Regions from separate parts of the Homo sapiens genome. Here all the other regions are linked to region 2. The links are chromatin loops, found by intact Hi-C in ENCODE. Cell type or tissue: mammary epithelial cell. All regions are shown on one strand. Links, peaks and the distances in the headings refer to the core of each region. The heading gives the core; the rest is flanking DNA.

Region 1 (7,915 bases), core at 1,983-6,982, 170 kb after region 2:
TGTATGTCAACATGCATCATATTGGATTGTCATGTATCTATTTATGGAGCTTTCTTACCCAGAGGTCCATGATTTCTTGCAGATAAGAATTATGTCTTGACAACTTCTCAGTGCTCTTCTGGAGATGTTTGTTGAATCAATAAACATCAATCATCTCTGCTGCATATGGCACCTCACCTTCAACAGGCTACCCTGGGCATAGTGACTGAGCAGGTCCCAAGACCACCTGAAGGCTATGCTTAGACTCATTCACCATCATTTCTGTTGCAATCAGTTGGCCAACACAAATCACAAGGCCAGACAAAACTCAGTAATATCCACCAGCAAACTACAGGATTTGTGTTGATATTTATACAACTTTTTGAGGTTCAAATTGAAGTACAAGATTAAATACTACTCACCTCAAAATTTATACAAAACAGATGCACAGTAAATGGTGGCCATTTTACATGTAAGACACTTTTATTAGTCAGTTTTTGTGCCATTAAAGAAAAACACTCCTAAACTTAGTGATTAGCCCAGCATTCTATGGATTGACAATTTTGGCTGGGCTCAGCAGGGTGGTGTTTCTTCTGGTCTCACCCTCCTCACTCATGCATCTCTAATCAGCTGTGGGTGGGTCGGGGCTGGCTAGTCTGGGGTAGCCCATCTCTGCTCCATGTGGCACCTCACCTTCAACAGGCTAGCCTGGGCATAGTGACTGGACAGGTGTCAAGACCACTTGAAGGTTATGCTTAGACTATTTCACCATCATTTCTGTTGCAATCTTTTGGAGAACACAAATCACAAGGCCAGACAAAACTCAAAAGGTGGGGAAATAGATTATATCTTTTGATTGGAGGAGATTCAGTCCTGATGATGGTGTGCCAGTTTCAAGCCTTAGCTTCAAGAAGATGTACACATATCTGCTTTCTCACCCTTGAAACTTTGCTGCCACCATAACTGAAAGTCTGCGCTAACCTGTGAGGAGATGAGTGACCACATGGAAGAGAGTCCAGTTATCACAGCTGAGATCATCCCAGACTAGTCTACAGCCTGCCAACCCTTAAACATGAAGGAGAATTCAGCAAAGACCAGCAGAGCTGCTGCGTCACCCATGGCTAACCCCAGACACGTCAGTGAGCTGAGCCAAGAACAGAAGAGTAATAATAAATTCACTGAGTCTGGGGGTGGTTTGTTATGTGTCAATAACTAACTGATAGAATGAGTTTATTATCATCCTGCTGTAATACTAATCTCTATCTTGACCCAAAGCAATTTTTGAGGGTTTTTTTTTTCATTTATTGTTGAAGATGTTTCCTTGAGTGACTTCTCATTTGTACATGTTTTCTTTCTTCTTCTTCTTCTTTTTTTTCTTTTTTTTTGAGACAGGGTCTCACTCTGTTGCCCAGGCTGGAGTGCAGTGGTGTAATCTTGGCTCACTGCAACTTCCATCTCCCAGGTTCAAGAGATTCTCCTGCCTCAGCCTCCCAAGTAGCTGGGATTATAGGCACCCACCACCATGCCTGGCCAGTTTTTGTGTTTTAGTAGAGGTGGGGTTTTGCCATGCTGGCCAGGCTGGTCTTGAACTCCTGACTTCAAGTGATCTGCCTTCCTCGGCCTCTCAAAGTGCTGGGATTACAGGCGTGAGCCATGGTGTCCAGCCAGTTTCTTTCTTTCTTTCTCAGTCTTCCAATATCCAGTGGTAAATTTTTGCATTCATGACCGGGACCATAAATACATACGGCCAATGGCCAGGGTCAGTTATGTTACCTGTCTTCAACAGAGTGAGTGGATAGAGCACAGCCTCCACAATCAGACAAATCCAGGTTTAATCCTGGTTCTGACACTGACAGCCAATGTATCTTTGGGCAAATTTTTAAATCCTTCTGATTTTTGGTTTCCTTATCTGTAAGATGAAGATAATGATGCAAACCTATGAACCCCACATAATGCTGTCCTGGTTGTGTACTGTATAATTCCAAATTCCACCAACGGTTGTTCTTCAGTATATAACCTGCATGGCTGGTCATGGTAGTTTGGGGTTGTGGTAATGGTAGTTAGGTTGTTTGGGTAAATATGAGATGGCGTGTACACAATAGGTACTTAATAATAGTAGTTCTTCTTACCTCCATCTACAAACTTCCAAACAGAATGTTAAAACCTGCAACAACTGACACTCCAGGCTCTAACCCAGGGGTTGGCAAATTATGGCTTATGCATCAAATCTGGCCCAGAGTCTGTTCTTGTAAATATAGTTTTGTTGGAACACAGCCATACCCATTGTCGCTGGCTGCCACTCCTCCAGTGGCAGGGCTGAGTCATATAGAGCCCATTTAGGTCCACAAAGTCCAAAATATTTATGAATATTTACAGAAAATGTTTGCAGACTCAGTTCTAATGTCCTGTGCCTTAAACTTTTACTGTATGTAAGAATCACCTGGAGAGCTTGTTTAAAATGCAGATTCTAGGGCCTTGCCTAGCAGAGATTCTGAATCAGTACATCTGGGTGAGGCCTGAGATTCTGATTTACAACAAGCACCCAAGTAAAGCTGACATTGTGGGTTTAGGGACCACACTTTAACTAGCACTGTTTTTAACCATCTGAAGTAACTTAATTACATTAAATCCTTATTTTTTAAATGGTAAGGTATTAATCAATTAAAAACCCATACAAACACACTGCACTCACTTTGTGAAAAAGCTTAAAGTTGTGCTACAGGAATTGACTAAATAATGACTGCAGGTCATTTTAAGTACTATGTGCCTCATAGATAATTCATGTTTATTCATAGGAGGAAAAAGTTAATCTAGGCCAAGTACAGTAACCACCAGCCAACATGAGAAATCAAAACACAAAAACAAAATAAAGACTGTATATTAGACTTTAATTATTAGCCTGTGTACGAAATGAAAAATCCATCTCAAGGTTTTCTTAAATTACAAGGTTTTGCTTCTCCTAATTGTGCCATTTGTCTTATTCCCTCTAAAATATCTAATAGTGGTATACTCAGTGGCAACCACATACTCCACGGCTCAGAATAATTTATATTTTCCCCACTAATAACAGATTGCAGATGCTCTCTTGACAGTCTTTAAGATTTCAGACCGATTGCTAACCAGCTGCTTATGTAAGACATACTAGGTCAGATTGGTTGCGATCCAATTAATATTTTAAAATCATCCTACAATGAGCTTCTAGAAATTATTATAATTAAGCTGGTTGTTATGCGCTTGCCCTTCCTTGGTCCCTAATTTAATTTCCTTCGGTGATTTCTTTCTTCTACCTATCTTTCTACTTCCATGCTTAAAATAAAAAGAGCAAATCACTTCCTTCTAAAATCGTATTCATATACCCTCATTTTATCTTGATTATTTAGATCATCTTCCTTTTATTAGTAGAAAAATTACATGAATACTATTTTAGGTCTATTTTAAATATGGAATAAGCCTCCGAGAGCAAGAAACTCTTAAAAGACTATGGGAGAGTTAACAGTTACATCTATGTCTGGTCCAAAGATATAAAGTTAAAAGAAAATGCTAGCTTCTGTAATATGGGACCTGAGAGGGGAGGTGTGGAACAAAAACCTCACACACTCCATGTGTAGATTCAAAGATTTATGAGCTGTTACAAGTAAACACACACCCATACACTCTAATGGAATTGTCTTTAGATCTCATAATGTGCTCCCGAAATAAATCCCTTATGTCAACTGGGGTGTTAGAATGAAGAAAAGAGAAATCTGGCTTACATCCAGGTTCTACCTTTCTCTCTCTCTTTTTTTTTTCTTATTTTCTCCCTCCTTTCTCTAGGCTCCCTGTTTTCCTTTCTTCCTCCCTTTCTTCTTTCCTTCCTTCTATGAAAGTTGATCAGATGAAATCGGGTCATTCTTGTCACGGTCATCTAAAGCAGAGTCAAGAGGCCAGTGAGGAAAAGCACTCCGGGAACATAACATTGCTCTAAGACTGTAATTCTGTGCAATCTTGGCTGCTAAAACTGCCTACTGTAACCTGAAACCAGTTTTATCTAATGGCTTCTGAAACAAGGGGGTGCAACACAAAGTCTAGTTTTACCCACCAGAGTCACTCACCAGTCAGAGCTTCCCAGCTCCCCACAAATTTTACCAGTGCTAATGAACTTTCTGAAAGAGGCGTATGTAGTGATTCTCCTTTTTATAATATAACATTTCCAACCTCCTCTTTGTTCTGCAGACACACCAAAGACCACCAACCAGGTCTGTGTATATGACCTGAATTTCAATTCTTTCTTTCCAAATAAAACATTAAATCTAGAAATTCACTTGTATTAAATACATATTTTATTTTGCCTTTGATCCTCTCTTCCTTCCTTCCTTTCTCCCTCTTTTTTCCTTCCTTCCTCCCTCCTTCCCTCTCTCCCTCCCTCCCTTTCTCCTTCCTTCTTTCCTTCCTTCCTTCCTTCTTTCCTTCCTTACTTTCTTTCTTTTGCTACAGCTAACTCGTTGGATTTTTGAGGATTAAATCAATTAAATTTAATAAAATGTCACGGTAAATGCTTGATAAGTATTATTATTATTATTACCTTGGTGACTATAAAACAGAATGCTGTTCATTAATCCTTTTGTCCTTGGCATCTGCTATGGTCTGAATGTTTCTGCCCCCGCCAAATTCATATGTTGAAATCCTAATCCCCAAGGTGACTAAATGAGGGGGTGGGGCCTTTGGGGAAGTGATTAGACCACAGGGAAGAGTCCTCATGATATGATTCATGCCCTTATAAAAGAGGCCCAAGAGAGCTCGTTCGCCCCTCCTGCCAAGTGAGGACACAACAAGAAGTTGGAACCTGACCATGCTGACACCTTGATCTTGGACTTCCCAGCTTCCAGGACTGTGAGAAATACATTTCCACTATTTATAAGCCACTCCTCCATTTATGGTATTTTGCTACAGCAGCCTAAGGGACTAAGCATTTATCTGACCATTATGTAGAACCCAATTCTTATTGACTATAATCTCTCTGTCCTGGACATCTACATTTATATTCTTTTCATAATGCAAATAGAGTTTGGTTTGATGTATGATCCAGCTTTTTGGAATCATCTCCCAAATAAATATTTGCCTTTGAATCCTTGTCTCAAGGTCTACTTTTGGGAGCTCTCAGACTAAGATATATATTTAATGTTGAGAATGTTAAATTGAAGGAAACATGGATAAACCTAAAATTCATAGCAGACCAGACTGCCTAGGAAATAGAAGAGAATCTAGTGGAATGAAACAAACGTTAATTAACTCTGAGAAGCAGGGCTTGAAGGCAAGAATGGGCTTGTTCAATAGGTCTCCTTGGGCAGGGAAAAGTGGGGGTGGTGTCCATCTTGATCTTACTCATGGTTCTGAAATGTAAATTAGCCACCAGAGGTCACAGTGAGTGAAAATGTCATCAGGACGTTTCTTAGAGTACTCGTGGTACTATTTTCCAGTTTAAAAGAACAAAATAACAACAGCAAAAAAAGCAGAGGATGTGAATAGGAAACTCACAAAAGCAAAATGAGACGAATTAATTTATAGAAGTTACGAAAAATACATAAACTTATTATAAATTTAAATGCCTTTAAAAACAAATGCCCAGTTCTCTTACTGGGACTATTGAAAATTACAAAATCAGACTGACCCTCATACTGAAAACAATGTAAAATGCTAGCTAAAATATGAATAACATATTTTTAGATGCATGCTGACTTAATAAGTAAGTGCGGACTTTTCAGGGGCCAAACACCAATTGAAAATAGTACATCGGACAGGCCAGCAGACAGTCAAGGCCAACTTCAGGCTAAGGACATTTGACAAGTCCAAGGAAATTTGAGATTTGGTGGTTCTCAAAATCTAGTTGGGGGATGGAGCTGACTGGGATCAGGAGACAAAGCCAGAGCTTACACACATACAATGCGATCCACACAGGGCTATGCCCAGAGCAAAGATAAATGGTGGGGAGGTGGGAAGCTGCCTTTACTGCCTATCCTCCACAAATTCCCCAATGCTTCACACCACATGGATCAGTAAGAAAAGTGGATAATCTGAGACCTTAGCATTGGGTGAGTCACAGCTTGTTCCTTTCATAAGTCTGCAACCTAATTACTATTACCTGTATGGTCTGAAAAGCCTCAAGCTAAGAACTTGGCTTAAGGCTGCATTTTTGGGGTTAGATTAGCTTTACTAAATAAACCCTGGAGGCCAGGAGTTTGAGACCAGACTGAGCAACATAGTGAGAACCTATCTCTAAAAACAAACAAACAAACAGCCAGATGCAGTGGTATACTCCTGTAGTCCCAGCTACTTGGGATGCTGAAGCAGGAATATTGCTTGAGCCCCAAAATTTGAGGTTGCAGCAATCTATGATTGGGCCACTGCACTCCAGCCTGGGTCACAGAGTGAGACCTTGTCTCTACAAAAAATATTAATTAAAAAAAGCCCTGAAATATCAGTGGCTTAACACAATGCACATTTATTTATCGCTTTCACCACATTCAACGCCACAGGTTGGAAACTGGAGGTGGGGAGTCCCCCCTATCTTCATTATATGGCTCATAAGGCTTCCCTGAGCATCTACATCTACCTGTCAGTCAGGGGAAAAAGGAGTGTGTGGAGATGTCAGAGGTAATGTGGTAGAGTGTTAAAAATGGCCCCTGGTGAATCATGTCTCCCTGTCCCCATGACTCCTTGCAATATGACTTTGAAGAGGTGGAGTCTACTTTCCTATGCCTTGAATCTGGATTGAACTTATGACTATCATGGGCCAATAGAATGTGGTGGAAGCAACATTACAGAACTTCTCTCTCAAGCCTTAAGTGGACTGGCAGCATCTACATTTTCCCTGTTGGGCTCAACCACCATGTTGTAAGGATGTCCAGGCAAACCTGCTGGAGAAAGAGGCCAGGTAGAGGCCAGAGGTATGGGTCATCACATAGAGAGACAGGTCACAAAGAGGGGAATAATAGCATCCCAGCTCACAGTGAGCACCAAAGATCCCATATATGGTAGAGATTATCTTGGGCTTTCCAGCCCCTGCCAGCTTATACCATAATGCAGTCATGTGAGGAGCCCAGACAGGACCAGCAAAGTCTGGCTCAGTCAACTGACTGTTGAAATAAATAAACCTATTGTTATTTTAGGGCACCAGGTCTTGGGGATTGTTTGTGACACAGCAAAAGGGAACTGAAATGGGTGGTGTTCATTTGGTAGTATGGATTTTATATTCCATGTTTGGAAGTGGGTCATCACTCCATTCCACTCATATTTCATTGATGAGAACTCAGGCACAAGGCCACACCCAACCCCAAGAGAGGCTGGGAAATGTAGTCTAGCTATGCATCCAGGATGAAGAAGGAAATGTTTTGGTGGACACCTATTTCTACTAAAGAAGTGTTCCTCGTTTGTTAGTTCCTACACTCTAAGAATAGGCAGAAACAGATAGTGTCTGAGGGAATTTACCATACTCCAGACTTCAAAGAATTATCATAAAGCTCAAAATAAAGAAGAAGAGGGAGACATAACTCTAACTATTATAGCTATTTCAAAAGAACATAGGAGGATGTTATCCCCCTAAAATTCAAAATAAGCCTATTCCCATGAAGATGATGTATCAACACTGACTCAACAGTAATAGGAAATCTGAGTGGCCTTATAGCCATCAAAGATAAGGAATCAGCACTTTAAAGCTTCTCTGCAACAAGAATATCAGATCCTAACAGATTTGTGGACAAGTTCTAACAAACATTAGGATAATTCAATATTATTCATACTGTTCTAGAGAATAGCAAAAGAAAGAATATTTCCCAACAGTTTATGAGGTTAGCATAGTCATGACACAAGAACCAAACAAGATTTAGGGAATGGAAATTTACAGAAAATTCTTACCCATGAACATAAGTATACAATCCTGAAAGAAAAATTCCAAAAATTG
Region 2 (7,915 bases), core at 1,544-6,543:
AATGAAGTATGCAGCAAATGGCTCAGGCTCATGAAATTCACCATATTCCCTGTAATCCTCAAGCAGCTGGCATGGATGAACAGTAAAATAGTCCCTTTAAGATTCAGATAGAGTCTTATCTACTGGCTGTATTTTGCAGGGCTGGACCAGTGTCTCAGTCAGCATCCAATATATGGTGCCAGTTCTCCTATAGCCAGGATTCACAGGCCCAGGGATCAAGGAGTAAAATGGGAGTAACATGACCCCCTTTACTACCGCTATTACTACTAGTGGCACACTAGCAAAATTTTTCCCTTCTATCCCCATGACTTTATGCTCTGCTGGTTTAGAAGTCTTAGTTCCAAAGAGTGGAACTCTTCTGCTAAGAGACACAACAATGATTCTATTGAAGCAGAAGTCAAGACGATCACGTGGCCACTTTGGACTCCGCATGCGTCTGAATCAACAAGCTAAGAAGAATGTTGCTTGCTGACTTGGCTGATTAATCTTGATTACCAAGGACACTGGATTTCTATAATACAAGGATAGTAAGAAAGCGTATGTCTGGAATACAGAAGACCATTCGGTGTGTGTCTTAGTACTACCATGCCCTGAGACAAGAGTCAATAGAAAACTATGGCATCCCCATTAAAGCGGGACTGCTAATGACCCATACCCTTCAGAAATAAAGATTTGCATCACTTCGCCAGGCAAAGAACCCGACTAGCTGAGGTGCTTGCTGAGGGAAAAGGGAATATGGTAGTGAGAAAATGTACTTAAAATATTAGCTATGTGACTGAAACCATGTGACCAATTGCAGAAAGTACGACTTTCATAGTTTTATTTCTTCCTATTTTGTTATGTAAATGTCTGTGTGTATGTATATCTCTGGCAATTATTATTGCTTTTTCCCTTTCTTACCCCTTATCATATAACATAAGATGTGTGAGTGACAGCCAACTCTACATCACTATATTTAAGTTACAGGAAATCAAGGAAAAGAATGAACATTACCCAGGGACTTTGTATCTTATTCTAGAGAAAGAGTTAGAGTATTTTCAGTTTCATGCAGGATAGTTGCATTATGTTAGATGGAAGCATGTCTTTGTTGTTGTCTTCAAAATATTAAATATGATCTAAAGAGATGTGTATAGACACCAAGTTGACAAGGGATGGGCTGTGATGGTCAGTTTTATGTGCTAACTTAGCTAGGTTATAGTCCCCAGTTATTCAAACAAACACTAACCTGGCTTTACCTGACTAATACACATGGGCAGAGAAAAAAGAAAACCAAGTACCCAAACTTTTCACTTTCCCTTCTATAAAAGCGTTAGTTTTCCAAAAGAAGGGTAATATACAATACTGATTAGTAGTAGGCGCTTCATACATAGTGCCTTATATAATCTTCACTGTGACCTATGAGGATGAGTAATCAGAACAAGAGGGTGAAACCTAACTTGAAGTCTTTCAAGTAATAAGTTCAAGGTCAGGATTTAAACTCAAGTTTTCCAACTCCAAAACGCAACCTTTTTCCACAGAGATCATGGACTCCCCCACTATAACTGTAGATTCCATCAATATTTGGCCAGAAGGTGTGATTCTATGCAGACTGCCCTAACCTTGGGTTCCAGTCTTGTCTTTTATGATTCCATATCTTATTTATAGCAAATAAAATTGTTTTCTATACCAAGTACTTTTTCAGTAGTGATAGATTTTTATTTTAATTTCTTTATTTATTTTAAAAATAAAACTCTTGCTGCAGGGAGCTGGCATCATTTAAGGACAAAAAAGAATCGAAGCCAAAGCCCAGCCACCCTTTCATTCCTTAGTTGTATAATTGAGCAAATCACTTGAGTCCACTGAGCCTCCATTTTATTCCTAAATTATTTTTTTAAATTAAAAATAATGAAAAAAATAGTAATCTTTAAATTGTTCACAAGATTTTTACAAGAAGTTTTTGAGATACCATAATTGAAGCTAGTGCATAAATTTAAGAATTGAGTTTAATATTTATGTTTTCTACTGACATACTATAAACTGCTTGATGGTGAGTTCTGTATCTGTCTCATTTTATGCAAAACAGTGGCACAATGAGTATGGGTTGATTTGGAGGAATAGTAGGGGTTGACTTGGATCAATATTAGGTTATAAACTATATAAAGGTGGTGGTTATGTGTGGTTTTCATACTGATGTATCTCCACTATCCACTATTAGTTTGGCACACAATAAAAATGAATGGCCATTGAAATGACATAATTACGCAGTAGATTAATTTCCAGGGCTTTTCAGTGATGGATGCTGGGAAGGTAACTTTGCTATTTTGTCTACAACTTCCCATTTCTTCACTGTCCCTCTCAAGCTTCCGCATTTGTGTTCATCATTAAATGTGTGTCCCTTCCTTACTGCCCATCTTTTCCTTCCTCCTCCTCCTCAGAGTGTGCCATCAGAAGTTACCATAGTCACAAGACTATTGGTTATAAAAGTTTGAAATCCCTGTTGACTCTGCTCTCCTTCCCATCCCCAGAGAATTCAGATATTAAGATCTATTCATTTTCTATCATCTAGGAGATGTGAAGATGACTTGCTGAGAAAGCGATACATATTTCACATTACTGCCATGTCAATTAAGTATCCATAACAAAATCCCATTACATACTTGCAAAATGAGTGGATGAGAGCCTTTGATTTTTTAAGTCTCAGTTCTTTGCCTACTAAATTAATTTTTACTAGAAAATATTCAAAAAGGTCTAAAACAGTAAGGTTAACTTGTAGTCCGGCACTTTTCTGATAACATTATCGTAAGAGGTATACAAGGACTTAGGCACTTTATCACTAGTAATTTTCAGTCACCTCTATTCATGTCTGCTCTTTTCCAGTGCCTTCCACCTTACAGCTTGGTCTCTTGGGCAGCAAGGGATTGAGATAGAGCTATTCAGTGCATGGTATCCATGCCATGTTCCCCAGAACTCTTTTGCTGCCAACCCGTCTACTTTGGCCAAGATGGGAAGGAAGGGGAGGGGAGAGGAGAGAGAAATATTTAACTTTTATGAATAATGAATAAGTTCATTCAGTATTTAGTGGTAGAAGAAGAGATTTCCATAAAACTCTAAAATGCTAAGACATGAATTACTCATCCTAATATTCAAGCATTCAATATGCTTCTATGTTAAACTAATCATTTTGAAAAGGAGGAAGCAGGAAACAATGAGACTTTGTATCAAATTAATTTGGGAATGGTGGTTCTTTTCCTTTCCTATTTTCTTAATATAAATACCCCATGACTCCTGGAATAGTTGGATAAGATCCCCCTCCCCATCAATAATTGCCTAATGAGGTGTGGAGCGCTCTTCTCTCTCTCTCTCTCTCTGCCAAGGACTCTTGGATAACAACGTCGGGTAGAGAATCACTGGCCCGGATGACTTGGTTCCTGGGAAAGAATCCAGGCTGTTGAGGCACTCGTGGAAACAAAAAGAATGAAACATGAGCCTAAGAAATTTAGGTTTCACTCTGGAGAAAAATCTGAGAATGGTTCTAGGAGCTTTTCACCATTGAGTCTCTAGGTTTGCCAAACAGAAGCTATGGGGTCCTCTTCTCTTGTACTAACAAGCTAGACCCCAAGCAGTGAAACTGCTGCTATAGAACAAAGGAGATCTCCAAACCCATTCTGTTCTAAATCCATAATCCTGATGGCTGAAGGCACCGAAGCTAGAAGCAGTGTCTTGTGGCTTAAACTTCAGGCGCTTGTCCCTGGACCCAGGACGCTTCCAGCAACGCTGCCGGCTTGCCGAGGCTCATGGCAATCAGATCCTCTTTCTGAATCTGAGTTTTCTCACCTATAAAAAGTAAGTAGTACCAGATACATAAATTATAGACCGTTACTATATGAAGCCTCTAATATTGGCCAAAGAAACGCCTGAGGAATTATTTTTTCCCAGCATATTTTCTTTATCTGGGAGTGGAGTGGGTTGGAATGGAGGCTAGGAGTACCAGGATATTCCTCTGCCTGACTCCAGGGGGCAGCAGCTACTTGGGTAAAGGGAGGTCAATGACCCATCCAAGGGTTGGGTGACCTTAGTTCTTAAACCCTGAGGTAAAGAGACAGATCCAACAAAATGGACTTTTTAAAAGAAACATAAAATCCTCAGAAGTCATGCCCCACTTCTAAAGAAACTATGGCTCCCGGGAGATCCTCAGAACATGAAAATCATTGGTGAAAGGATAGTATTTCTCCTGAAGGGTTTTCCTTAGATTTTCCTGGATAGGTTTTTGGTGAGAGCAGATTTATTTTTAACAAATGCACACACATGGCATCCTCTTTCTTGATGACAAGGATTTTTTATTTTTTCCAAAATGTGCCTGGCAGGCCCTGGAGCCAGAGAAACAAGACTGGGAAGCCTGATGTTACACAATGCATTGCAAGTGATAGCCGAAACTGGTCTGGTTTCCAGACACCTCCTGATTCAACAGGGATGTGTTGCATTAGCACTCAGAGTTTCTAACATAGTAGCAAATCTACATCTTTACTCTATTTTTCCATCTCATTAGTAGGAAGGAAGGAAGGTAACTTAATAGAGGAGGACGCAGAGAATTCTAACAGAATTGCCAGCTCTTTTTTTTTTTTTTTTTTTTTTTTCTGTGTGGCTTTAAGCCTGGTGCTTGCAGCAGAAGAAACCCTTGAAATTCTTGAAGCTAGGAAGCTAAGGTTTCTGAAGGAATGAATTTGCACTGCACACATAATCTATAATTTATTAGCCTGCTTCAATGGTCATTATTGAGATTTGATTGTAATGCTTAGTGGCGTTAACATCCCTTCCACATCTCCCTAACAACATTTATGGTCAGTAATAATATTGGTTCAGTGCTTGAGCTGTGCTCTGAAGAATGAATCTGCTAGAGCTCATCTTGCCTCATTACTTCTAACAAGGCTCCTGTAGTCATGTCAAACTCCGGTGACATGCCAGACAGAACGACATCTTTTAAATATTATCTCTGACATACTTCATTTGAAATGCTAGCCTTTCAATTAGTGCTATGCACCAGGAAGTGACAGATTCTGGAGGAAGCATTGCTTCTCTAGATGATCATAATGAGAGTAGGGTGTCACAACAGTGTGGTGGAACCAGAGAAGATTCCCATGAACAAGTCCATGAAAGTCTCTTTGAACTTGTTTCCCCACCCCCGGTGGACATTGTTGGTGCTCTATTTGGATGTCCTCATATCCCTCTTATTGGGACTGTGCACCCGTTCCCCCAGTTTCCACTTGCTTTGCTACTAATGGCTGCCTTCTGCTCCCATGGACACTGCACCTGCACAGAGCCTGACTCTCACAGGCACCCACAGCTAGTGACTGACTGGTGCAGAAGTACAAAAGCTTGGCTCCTCTGCTTTAAGGCTGGGCAAACTCTGGGGTGTAATTTATGCTCCAGAGCCTCCAGCAGAAGCAAGCTGAGTTTGGGGATTCACTTGAAATCACACTTTCGCTTGGCTTCCTCCCCCTCTTTTTCCTGCTTCCCACAATCCCTTATTGGCCTTTCCAGGGGATCCTTCCTTAATAAATCATTTGCCAGGAAGGTTTGGCTCAGGGTCCATTTTGGGGAGAAGATGATATCAGATGCATCAGGCAGGATCTTGAATCTCCAGCTGTGTGCAAGCCTTGTAACCATTCTGCTTCTGAATTTGCTCCCCTGCAGTGGGAACATCTCCTAGCAGCACGAACTGTATATACTCCCAAAATACCCATCTCCCTCCTTCACCTCCACTCAAGGTATGAGCTGTTCCAGCAGCTTGGGCCTTTTATGCAAGACAGCCTAAAGGGAATCAACACTTTTTTTTTTTTTTTTTAAGAAAATGGGTCTGGCTCTGTCACCCAGGCTGGAGTGCAGTGAGCTCACAATTCTTCAAACTCCTAAGCTCAAGCCTCTGCCTCCTGTGTAGCTGGGACTACAGGCATGCACCACCAAGCTTTCAACACATTTTTAATTGCTTACTATTGTCATTAGTATTTGTATTTCCATCGTATCTTCTCACCAACCACTTCACATGTTTATTAGTAGATCCACTTTACAGTTAAAGAAACTGAAGTTCAGAAAGCTTATGAAAACTGAACAAATCCCACACCCAAAAGATGTGTGGCTTTTAACCCAGGCTTTCAACTCCAAATCCACTGAGTTTTTCACATATTGTACTACAGTGGCCCCACTGGCAGCCAGGCCATGATGTTCCCAATTAAATATAAGTAATGTTTAGATCAGGTCACATCATGATCATGTTTGCAATATGACAGAGACAAGTTACTCCACAACCACAATGACTAGACACCCTCTTTTGACTAATGTGAATAACTAGTGGGTTTTTTGTTTTTGTTTTTTTGCCAATGACAACCTTAGCTTCACTTTAATTTTTCTGCCCCCTAGATGAAATTTGCTCTAATTTCTTGACAGCATCTAATCTAGAGCAAGCCCCTGCTTTATTAATTTCTCCTTAAATTCATCCAAAGCCCTAACTCCGTCAGAAGCCTTCCTTCAATTTCCCTTATGAGATTCTCCAAGGCTTCCTCTGGGTTCTATTCTCCCTTTGCTGCAGCAAACTAATAAACCTAACTTTGTTGACTTCAGGTGTGACCCTGATGGTTTCATCATCCAGGTTTCATCAACCCCTCAAGTTGTTTTCCAAAATAATTTTGCATAAGATCAACTATGCTGTTGACTAGCACCATGTTTTATGCAATGTCAGCCCCTATTCATTGTAAAATGTAAATGTACTGATAAAACCTTTAAAAAAACAGACTGCCAGTTAAACTACGCCAAAATACCTTTATGTTAGTCCTGAGCAATGCACAAATCAGTCACATCGGCTTATCAGTTTATTTATTTTTACATATTTCAGAGGATGTGACTGTTTCTCCTGAGTTCAATTGTACTCGTTGGCATAGGATAGATAATGTTTTTGCTTGTGCCTTGATAACAAAACCTAACTGCTTTACCTGTGAGTAGCTTCCTTTCTTATTAACATAAAGCACTTGGTGTAGCTTTGCAAGATAATGTGGAATTGCATTCATTCCTCCAACATCAAACATATGCTTCATTAATATCAAATTAATATCCCAAAGCCTTATCCTTCTGCATTTCTGCCTTTGAGATATTTTAAGGCTAAATTATTGATGGCAATTAAACAGAACCCAGATAGTAACAACATTGCACATAAAACAAATGAAGTGGTAACCAAGTTTTTATAAGCACAGGTAATGCTGCTAGGTTCTGACTTTCACCTGATGCAAAGGGATAGTAAAGGGCAACATCCCATCCTGATTTTGCCAATAGTAAATTGTGGAAAAACATTCACCTTAGTATCAATGAAATATGTGAATGTGGCTGCAATTAGTTATTTGAAATAGAATTTTTCTTCATATTACTTTACAAGTATAAAATAGAATAAACTTAGTAAAGGAGCAGAAACAAATAAAAATGGAATTAACCTTTCTCCCAGCTAAAGGAAACATGAAAACACATTGTTTTTCTTCTTTTGGAAAAAGAAAAAAAATGCATTTACATTTAGAGAGACAAAATATTTCTAGGACCTACATCTAAATAGTAATGTTAGTAATACTCTCTACTGCTTTTCAATGCATATTTAATTATGTTACCTGAAAAAATATATACTCCAAATAAATGATCTAATTCCGGTATTCCATGTACATGGATAGGCGAGGAAGGGAAATAGTCCATGTACATAGATAGGTGAGGAAGGGAGACAGTAGGTTTGGATGGAATAGAGCTTCCTTTGATTCCATCCCATGCCAGGAGTCAACTGCTTATAAGACGTTGTCCACCCTCATCCCAGCCCTAGTGACTCCTTCATTGTACCCAATACTGGGTGCCTAGTAATTACTTCTAAATGATGAAATCTTAGCATATGTGGGAGTAGGAATTGGTGCCC
Region 3 (7,915 bases), core at 1,983-6,982, 240 kb after region 2:
AAGTGAATATGTCAGATTGTATTAAATAAAGGTAGGATTGCTGACAAACCTTCCAGTGGTGAAAAGGATGATCTAAGTGAGCTTAAATTCTGTGGATAATTTTGTTATTATTGGGAATTGAATGGAAATAGGTTAACAGTGATTCAGCTTTCTGGCAATTATAAAATCAACTGAAACACACTATTATTAGCTAACTTTTTAAGTTTGGTTTCTAGTCTTGCTCACCGCCGTATGCCCAACACCTAATACACTGCATAGTCAGTATGTTTTATTTTGGGAATACTTTCATACAAACTTGATGGACTTCTTGGCCTATTTACCTCATTAGGGCAGACAGCTCTAAAATTCAGGAAGTGTAGAAACAAGTGATAAAATGCCTATTGGAAAGAAATTTTAGGAGTAAAATGTAGCAGTAGACATCAGGCTGCTATCCTTTTTTACCCTTCAACCCAGTGGGTGATGTTTCTGGGTTACAGACTCAACAGATGGAGTTTTAACTATTTATGTTTAATCAAGGAGGAAAAGAAGCCATAATTTGTATTTAATGTAGTAGACTATAGAAATGAAAGAATAAAGTGATACCAAAATTTTGTATATTCAAATCAATCTTATAGTTTTATAACATTTTAACCCTAACATTTTATTGTATTTTGGGTTGCAATTACTCATGGCAGATGAAAGCCATGGCTTCTCTTTCTAGAAAAATAAATGCACACATACTGCCAATTTCACCGACAGCTTGAGGAGTTTCATGAACTTGCCATCATCTGGTGGTCCCTAGTCTGAATTCTTGATAGAAAATAACCTAGTATGTTCATGTATACATATGTAACTAACCTGCACATTGTGCACATGTACACTAAAACTTAAAGTATAATAATAATAAAATAAAAAAAAAAGAAAAGAACCTAGTGTGTTAAACCTTAAATGCCCTTAGAAATAACCTAGACCAGTGTTTCTTAAACTGTGGTCATGAGATCAGTTGAATGGATTATGACCAACATTGAAAAGAAAAGAAGAAAGAAGAAAATAGAAAATATCAGAGTGTATATCATAACATGCTAAGAGTAGGTTTTGTTTTTTGAGCCATGTCTTTCCATTTGTATGCCTGTATGTGTGTTTATGTTTAGTACTAAGTCAGAATATAAAATGCATTTCTTACTGTGGATTGAGTGTAAAGTTTGAAAAACATTCATTCTGGGTGAATCTCTTTCATCTTATAGCTGAGGAAAACTGAGGCCCTTAAAGGCTAAATGATTTGTTCAAATACTCGCCTTTCTCTATTTTAAGTGGCCCAGCCAGGACTGAACTAGATTGGTTGCTAATTTTACCATGCTACATTGCTAATTTGTTGAAATACAATTGTGAAGTAGACCATTTAAAAGTACTAAGTGATTATCTGCTTCATAGTTGACATTTTTTAATTCCTTATTTTTCCTGCCGAAATCATCACTGTCATTATCTTTTAAAATAATTGGGGCTGGCGCTTCCTTTCCAGAGAATATCTTGGTCCCTCTCAGTTGGCTGTCTGCACACCTCAATCCTAGAATTTGACATTTGGGGCCTAATCAGAAGAATTTCAGAACAAGATGTGAGGGGTTGTTAAGTTTTTAATGTCCAAACTAAATTAAATTATTTTGAGTTATTTTCAATTCACTTAATAGTTGAATGCAACATATGGCACCAGATGTTGGTACTGGATCATTGGGAAGACATCTAGTAGTCAGTAGTTATCTATGTGAAGTTTTTTTCAACCTTGAATACTGTATGAAATGCAGATTCTGATCCAGAGTCTGGCTGAGATTCTGGGTGACTAATAGGCTCCCTGTAGATGCTGCTGCTGATCCTTCAACTACATTTTCAGTAGCAAGAACCTGCATTACTTGCCTTATTACCGTGGTAAGAAAAAGTAGCCGTCAGATAATTTTTCTGTCTTGATTTTAAACAGCCATGCTCATCAGTCCTTACATACATTGGAGTAATAATGCCCTTCTTTGTAGCACTCTTGTAGATGATTCAGATTTAGCGCTACTTCATTTAACTAGTATTGTCAGAATTTTCTACAAAACTTATTTTTCTAAATAACTGATATCTGTAATTTTAGAAAACATGTTCTACAATATTGCATACTTCTCTTTCTCAAACTGTTACATCCACTTTACTTTTTTTCTTTAACTTAGTGGTGTAAGAGCCATGTGTTTTGGAGACTTCTTGGTGATGGGTATTGAGCCATATGCAAAATGAGTAAAGATCACAAACCCTTCTAAGTTCTTGTATCTGTGTTTTATGTTTTTTCTATTTTGTCTCCATCCAGCTACCAATTAATAGTATGTCTGCCTAAAAGCAGCTGGTTTCCCTTTCCATTCTAATTGATTACTTCTGACCTGAAAAGCCAGATACTAGATTTGTTAGAAATATTTATGAGATTAATCCCAGTCAGAAAGGCCTACCTGGCATGGGAGCTTTCCTGCAAGGAAGTGGTCAAGGAAGTTCAGTGGCACTTGAGCAAGAGAGAAATCCTTTAGTGTTAACCCTATTCTGAATAATTAGGTCAATAGGAGCTTACTTGTTTCTTCATGACTTTCTCTATGTGCTTTTTAAACTGGTTTCTAGATCCCTCTCTAACATTGTGTGTTAAAGTGTGTATGAAGATGATTTGGAGGTATCTGTATGTGTGTGTTCTGCTGTTGAGAACATGATAATCATAATAAATAAGCAGTGCTTCAGGATCCATCTAAAATGGAGACAGGTAACTGTGCTACAGGCCCTGGTTCTCTTACAGAGGCTTTGCAAATGGTTTTAAGAATAATAATAACAACAATAAAGAGGATATTTCTTGGTTCAATTTAGTGTTCTAGGGATTTAAAGACTGATTTCTGGTAACCGCCTTTAGCAGATTATTAATTATAACAATAACAATCGTAACTCTTATTTGCTGAGCCCTCACTGTGTCAGGTAGTCATTATTCAGACAAATGTTAAAACAAGGAGGGCTGTGGTCATGAAGGGTGCATTTGCCTGAGGGGTAGCAAATGGCTGCTGTGCTTTGAACAAATGAGCGTGATCCAAATAGATAGGGGTGAGATTAAATATTTTAATTAGTCCCTCTTTACAATAAATAAGCATATGCAGAACCTATTGCCGGTGTTTTTGTTTTTTTTACTCACCAACGCTAGAAATGGTTGGAGGATTCACACCTACAAAAATCAAATGGTAGCTTATATTCTTCTAATTCAAAGCAGAGAGAACCTGTTTGCATTTTAACTAGGTGGAATCCGAACATTTATCATTTTGAATAGCCTTGTTATTTGTTCTGTCTTAGAAGTTGTGGATTATATTCTTTAAAATTAAGACAAGACTAAATGTAGCCTTAACAGTTAAGTTGAATTTTGAGATCCTGAACATGGCCCCATCTGAAATATTTTTAGTGAATTACAGCCTTTGAACATTGATCATCAGATTTGTTTTTATTTGAATCTTATTTTTACTTCTAGAGTTTATCTTATGCTTTAGTGTACTTAGGTGTACGGGTATAATCTTAATCTAATTAACAGTATTTTGTGACCTGAGACACCTGTCAAAGACCATTATAGAAGCTAGAAAACATTGGGAGGTAAACTGAACACATGGCCTCAGTTCTCTTCTTTAGCACTAGACTATGACTTGCACTCAAAAGAGGCTAAGAAAAAGAAAAATAACGTCCTTTGCCTTTAAAGTGTAATAAATGTGTTTTGCTATTAATAGCCCTTTTCAGTTTATAGACTGGAGGATTTTGTTTTAAGTATTTGAAACTAAATGCTGCTGGGAAAAAGATTTTAGTAGAAATATAGATATCTGTCCCTACCCTTTGTTAATTGATCCTGCTTAACTGGGGACATAATGTATGTCTACTGAAGAGAAATCTGTGGGCATAAACTCCTCCCTTCCTGTTGTCAAATATATTTCATATGTTATTATCTTGTTTAAATATACAGTAGACAAGAAAATGCAACTGCTGTTCCTTTAATATCAGAACTATGCATGTTACAATAGGTGTCACTGTTTTGCTTGGTCCAATCATGATTGGTGACTTCAGCTATTGGCTCGGAGCACTGGCTGTCTGACTCCATCTGCAGGGCTGTAATACCTACTCTCCTCCGATCCATTCACCACACAACTTCAGCCGGCTGAACAGACTCACGCAGCTCCAGCCCATCTTGCTGACCTAATTCAGAAAAGAAGTGCTACAGCTCTGTGCCTGTCATCTTTGCAGTGTAGCATTTTCAGGTGATCTAGGAAACAGTTATTTTTATGAGCAAATAAGAGAAACAGGAATCATGATGGGGATATATTTAACAGACCCAGTACTGGATAAAACTTAAAGCCAGTTTCTATTCAACATAGTGAAAAGGTCACCTTGCCTGGCTGAGAAAAGCAGCAAAATATCAGCTTTGTTGGTTTCAGTTAACCTCTTAGCCCGGGCTAATCTCTTTTCCTTGATGTTCAAACCAATTTGGGATATCTAACTCTAAAGAGAGACACACTGTACTCATGGTAGATGACAAGGAAAAGAACATGAAATGTCTCACCTTCTTCTTGATGCTTCCAGAGACGGTAAAGAACAGGTCCAAGAAAAGCTCAAAGAAAGCAAATACCAGCAGCAGCAGTAGCAACAGCAGCAAGTTGCCACCAGTTTGTTATGAAATAATTACCTTGAAGACTAAAAAGAAGAAGATGGCTGCTGATATATTCCCCCGTAAAAAGCCAGCCAACTCCAGCAGCACCAGCGTCCAGCAGTACCACCAGCAGAATCTCAGTAACAACAACCTTATCCCGGCCCCAAACTGGCAGGGTCTTTATCCCACCATTAGAGAGAGGTAAGTGCCGCGCTAGTCTATTTACTTTAAAAGTTTTCCTGTGTTGAAGTTTCTGCTTTTGCAAAACCTGTAATGTATTTGAACACAAATCTGTTTCCTCTTTTCCCAGAAGCTTTTTATTGGTAATGGAAAATTGCCTTGTATCTTTTCCAAAACAGTACAGCTGTTTTCCTCTTAGATAAAAATGTTTTTGCAAGCTGTAACATTCAAGTGACAGGGTTGTCTATGGGCCATAGAAAATGGGAACCTTTTATTTGTCCTTAGCTTTATTAAAAGTTTGTATAACTTTTATTTTAAACTTTAGTTACTTCCCTTATGTTTGCAATGATTATGAACAGTTTAGTTAGAACCTTTATTTGTTGTTTTGCCTTGAAGTTACTGGACTGTTGCTTAGCTTGCAAGTCTTTTGTGGGTTTTGTATGTTGGGGAAGGGGATGTTAAAAATGCAGGCTGCTGTGAATTAATGAGTTGCCTCTGTTTATAGAAATGCGATGATGTTCAATAATGATTTGATGGCAGATGTACATTTTGTGGTTGGGCCACCAGGTGGGACTCAACGGTTGCCAGGACACAAAGTAAGCAACAGCTGCATGACCGGTTTAGTCCTGACGTTTACAAAGAGGGACCCTTTCCATAAGCCTGTAACTTGGTGTGGGCAGCTTGCCGATGTCAGGCAGTGCATGTTTCACTCGATTAGGGAGAGAGCGCACCCTCTCCAGAGGGCTTTGGCCACGCTTAATTTTTTCTTTGTTTCCTTCTATACTGCTTTATATCTCACACATCCCCTCTTAACTCTCCAGACATGGGAAGTTGTTGTGACAGGTCAGGAAAGTCGTATGTTTACCCTTCTCCTAGAAATTAGTTATGTAAGCTATTATTGTATGTATTTAGTAATGAGGGGACATGTGCATTAATCTCTTAAAGCTTTGAAATAATTAGCAGCATGGTCTTATGCTTCCATGGCAAGCTACCCTGTGTACCTTGGCTTTTTCAAAGCAGTAGATTTTAGGTACGCTATGTTTACTAAACCTGATTGCCTAGTGTTGTTTTTCTGCATTGATTTGCTGGAAATGCCTTCAATTTAGTGTATGAAATAAGATTTCCCTTTCTACACAGTATGTTTTAGCTGTTGGGAGCTCTGTGTTCCATGCGATGTTTTACGGAGAACTTGCAGAGGACAAAGATGAAATCCGTATACCAGATGTCGAACCTGCTGCTTTTCTCGCTATGCTGAAGTAAGCATCATTCGTGTGTTTGGAAAGAGTTTGTTTATGCTGTATTTGTACCCTGCTGGTTTCACAGTTAAATTTAAGTTCTGCATAACAGAAAAGAAGACTGATGAAGAAAGAGGGTGCTGCTTACCTTGTAAATGTTTTCGGAAAAGAACACTTTAGCTTTCCGTGGAAAGCATATGGAATTATGCAGCATTTATAATCGCACCTTGACGTAGAATTTGGGAGCAAGTGGCATGTATAGTGATGATTTTTAACAACTTAAAATTAAAGACAAATAACTTTCTGGTATTAGCATTATTTAATAGAAGATGTTCTCTCTGAAAGCATTGTGTGTGAAAAAGTCTTTAAACAAATGTTTTTGCTTCACAATTTCAGAAGTTAAGTACCTTATTTAAGTAACACCAGTTGGGAGATTTCTGAGTATTCTAAGAGTTATTGTCTCCTAAGAGCAAATGAAAAACTTACCATCTGTTGAAATAATCTGATCTTTGTGTACACATACATATACATACTCATATAAAATCAGACACTCTCAAGGGTAAAAAGTACTTGCATTTGACATTACAGGGGAAATCTTAGAAAGATATGGATAGTCTCGTACAGTTTCATGTGGATTTATACAGAAGAACTTTCATTGGTAATACAGAAGTATGAAACTTAAAGATACGTTATATATTTATAAAAAAGATAGTTTTCTGTCTGGTGGGTCTTCTGCAGGCACCAGTATGTGTTAAACAGGTTATAGAATCAGCTTCTTTATCATGTACGGTACTAGACAGTGTGGTAGTTCACCAAGTGATCATAATCTAATTATTATTCTAAGTAGTATTTATATGATTTTTCCTAATCTTTATTCTAGCACAGCAAAGTGTATTACTTTAAGGTTATCTGTTGCTCTAGGGATTTCAGTTCATTGGAATAAGTAAAATGTTTGTTGAAAAAAGTATTCAGTGGGTCAACAAGTTGGACAGTACTCCTACATATAGTTAAAATGTTGCCATACATTGTTTACTGTCTTCTGAAAAATAAGTACTGTAGTTAGTTCTAGAACTTAAAAGTATTTAATTCATTATTCATCTTACAGTTTTGAAATATAATTGTCACTGACAAGACCTTCACAGTAGGGGATAGGGAAATTAAAGGCAAGTGAGCATGTGAAGTACCAAAATGTAAACTAATCTGCTACTTTTAACCTTTGTAATCTTTTGGAGATATATGTACAGAAACCAGTTTTACCTGCAAGTATCCCCACTGCATGAAGTCAGCTTTGTATTTTTTATAGTGTTTTCTGTTGCTGAGGAGATTGCTAGCACTAGTTCAGCATTTTGTCTTCACTGCAGTCAAGTAGGATGTTGTATCATTCCTGATATATACATAATTAGGAAACATGAACAAGAATGGCAGAGAATTACATCTCACCTAAGTCATTTGATGAATCATTTGACAAGTATCTTTTCCCACAGATGCATTGCCTATAGCAGATATTGATAAAGCTTTATAAAATTATACATGCAGTCCACAAAATGTGGTAAGATCAGAAATGAGTCAGGTGCCATTTGCTCTAGTGCTGTAGTTGTGAAAGCGGTGGCCTGCTTCATCGAGTATGAGTAGCCAGTATTCCTGGGGTTGTCAGAAAAAGAGGACAGCTGCTCCCTTGACAGTTCCAGGGTAAGAGCTCGAAAGTGCTGACCATGCTCTAGGATCCTCCCCAGGGTCCTGGCTCACAGTCAGAGCATCACTGAGCCGCAGGTGTACTATCAAGTGGCCTTGCCATCAGTAGGTGACTTCGCCTATCAGAGAAGAGAAAGGTTCCTGTGAGCAAAAA

The links. Hi-C counts contacts between places; a loop is a spot of excess contacts. Peaks named below come from ENCODE experiments on the same cell type or tissue, not always from the same donor. Only the 100,000 strongest peaks of a DNase experiment are listed, where the experiment ranks them.
Region 1: it touches region 2 in a loop (4-fold over the local background); 2 of 110 quality-filtered maps call a loop at or near these places.
Region 3: it touches region 2 in a loop (4-fold over the local background); 10 of 110 quality-filtered maps call a loop at or near these places.

The regions. Positions count from the first base shown.
Region 1 is chr20:11,845,776-11,853,690 of GRCh38, forward strand. The region is part of intron 1 of LINC00687 (long intergenic non-protein coding RNA 687); the gene reads right to left. Among named protein-coding and RNA genes, the nearest start is that of LINC00687, 21 kb to the right of the region's middle. In mammary epithelial cell, for the core only: no CTCF peak of the experiment used is centred there; DNase peaks (open chromatin) are centred at 4,726, 5,316 and 6,076; H3K27ac peaks cover 2,884 bases.
Region 2 is chr20:11,672,737-11,680,651 of GRCh38, forward strand. No RefSeq gene overlaps it. Among named protein-coding and RNA genes, the nearest start is that of LINC00687, 190 kb to the right of the region's middle. In mammary epithelial cell, for the core only: a CTCF peak has its summit at 3,990 (motif pointing right); no DNase peak of the experiment used is centred there.
Region 3 is chr20:11,913,747-11,921,661 of GRCh38, forward strand. It overlaps BTBD3 (BTB domain containing 3), which reads left to right and starts at 4,147. Exons shown (of 4, transcript NM_014962.4): 1 at 4,147-4,855; 2 at 5,340-5,430; 3 at 5,972-6,090. The coding sequence starts at 4,530. It overlaps BTBD3-AS1 (BTBD3 antisense RNA 1), which reads right to left and starts at 4,855. Exons shown (of 3, transcript NR_186407.1): 1 at 4,568-4,855. In mammary epithelial cell, for the core only: a CTCF peak has its summit at 4,081; a DNase peak (open chromatin) is centred at 4,115; H3K4me3 peaks cover 607 bases; H3K27ac peaks cover 1,679 bases.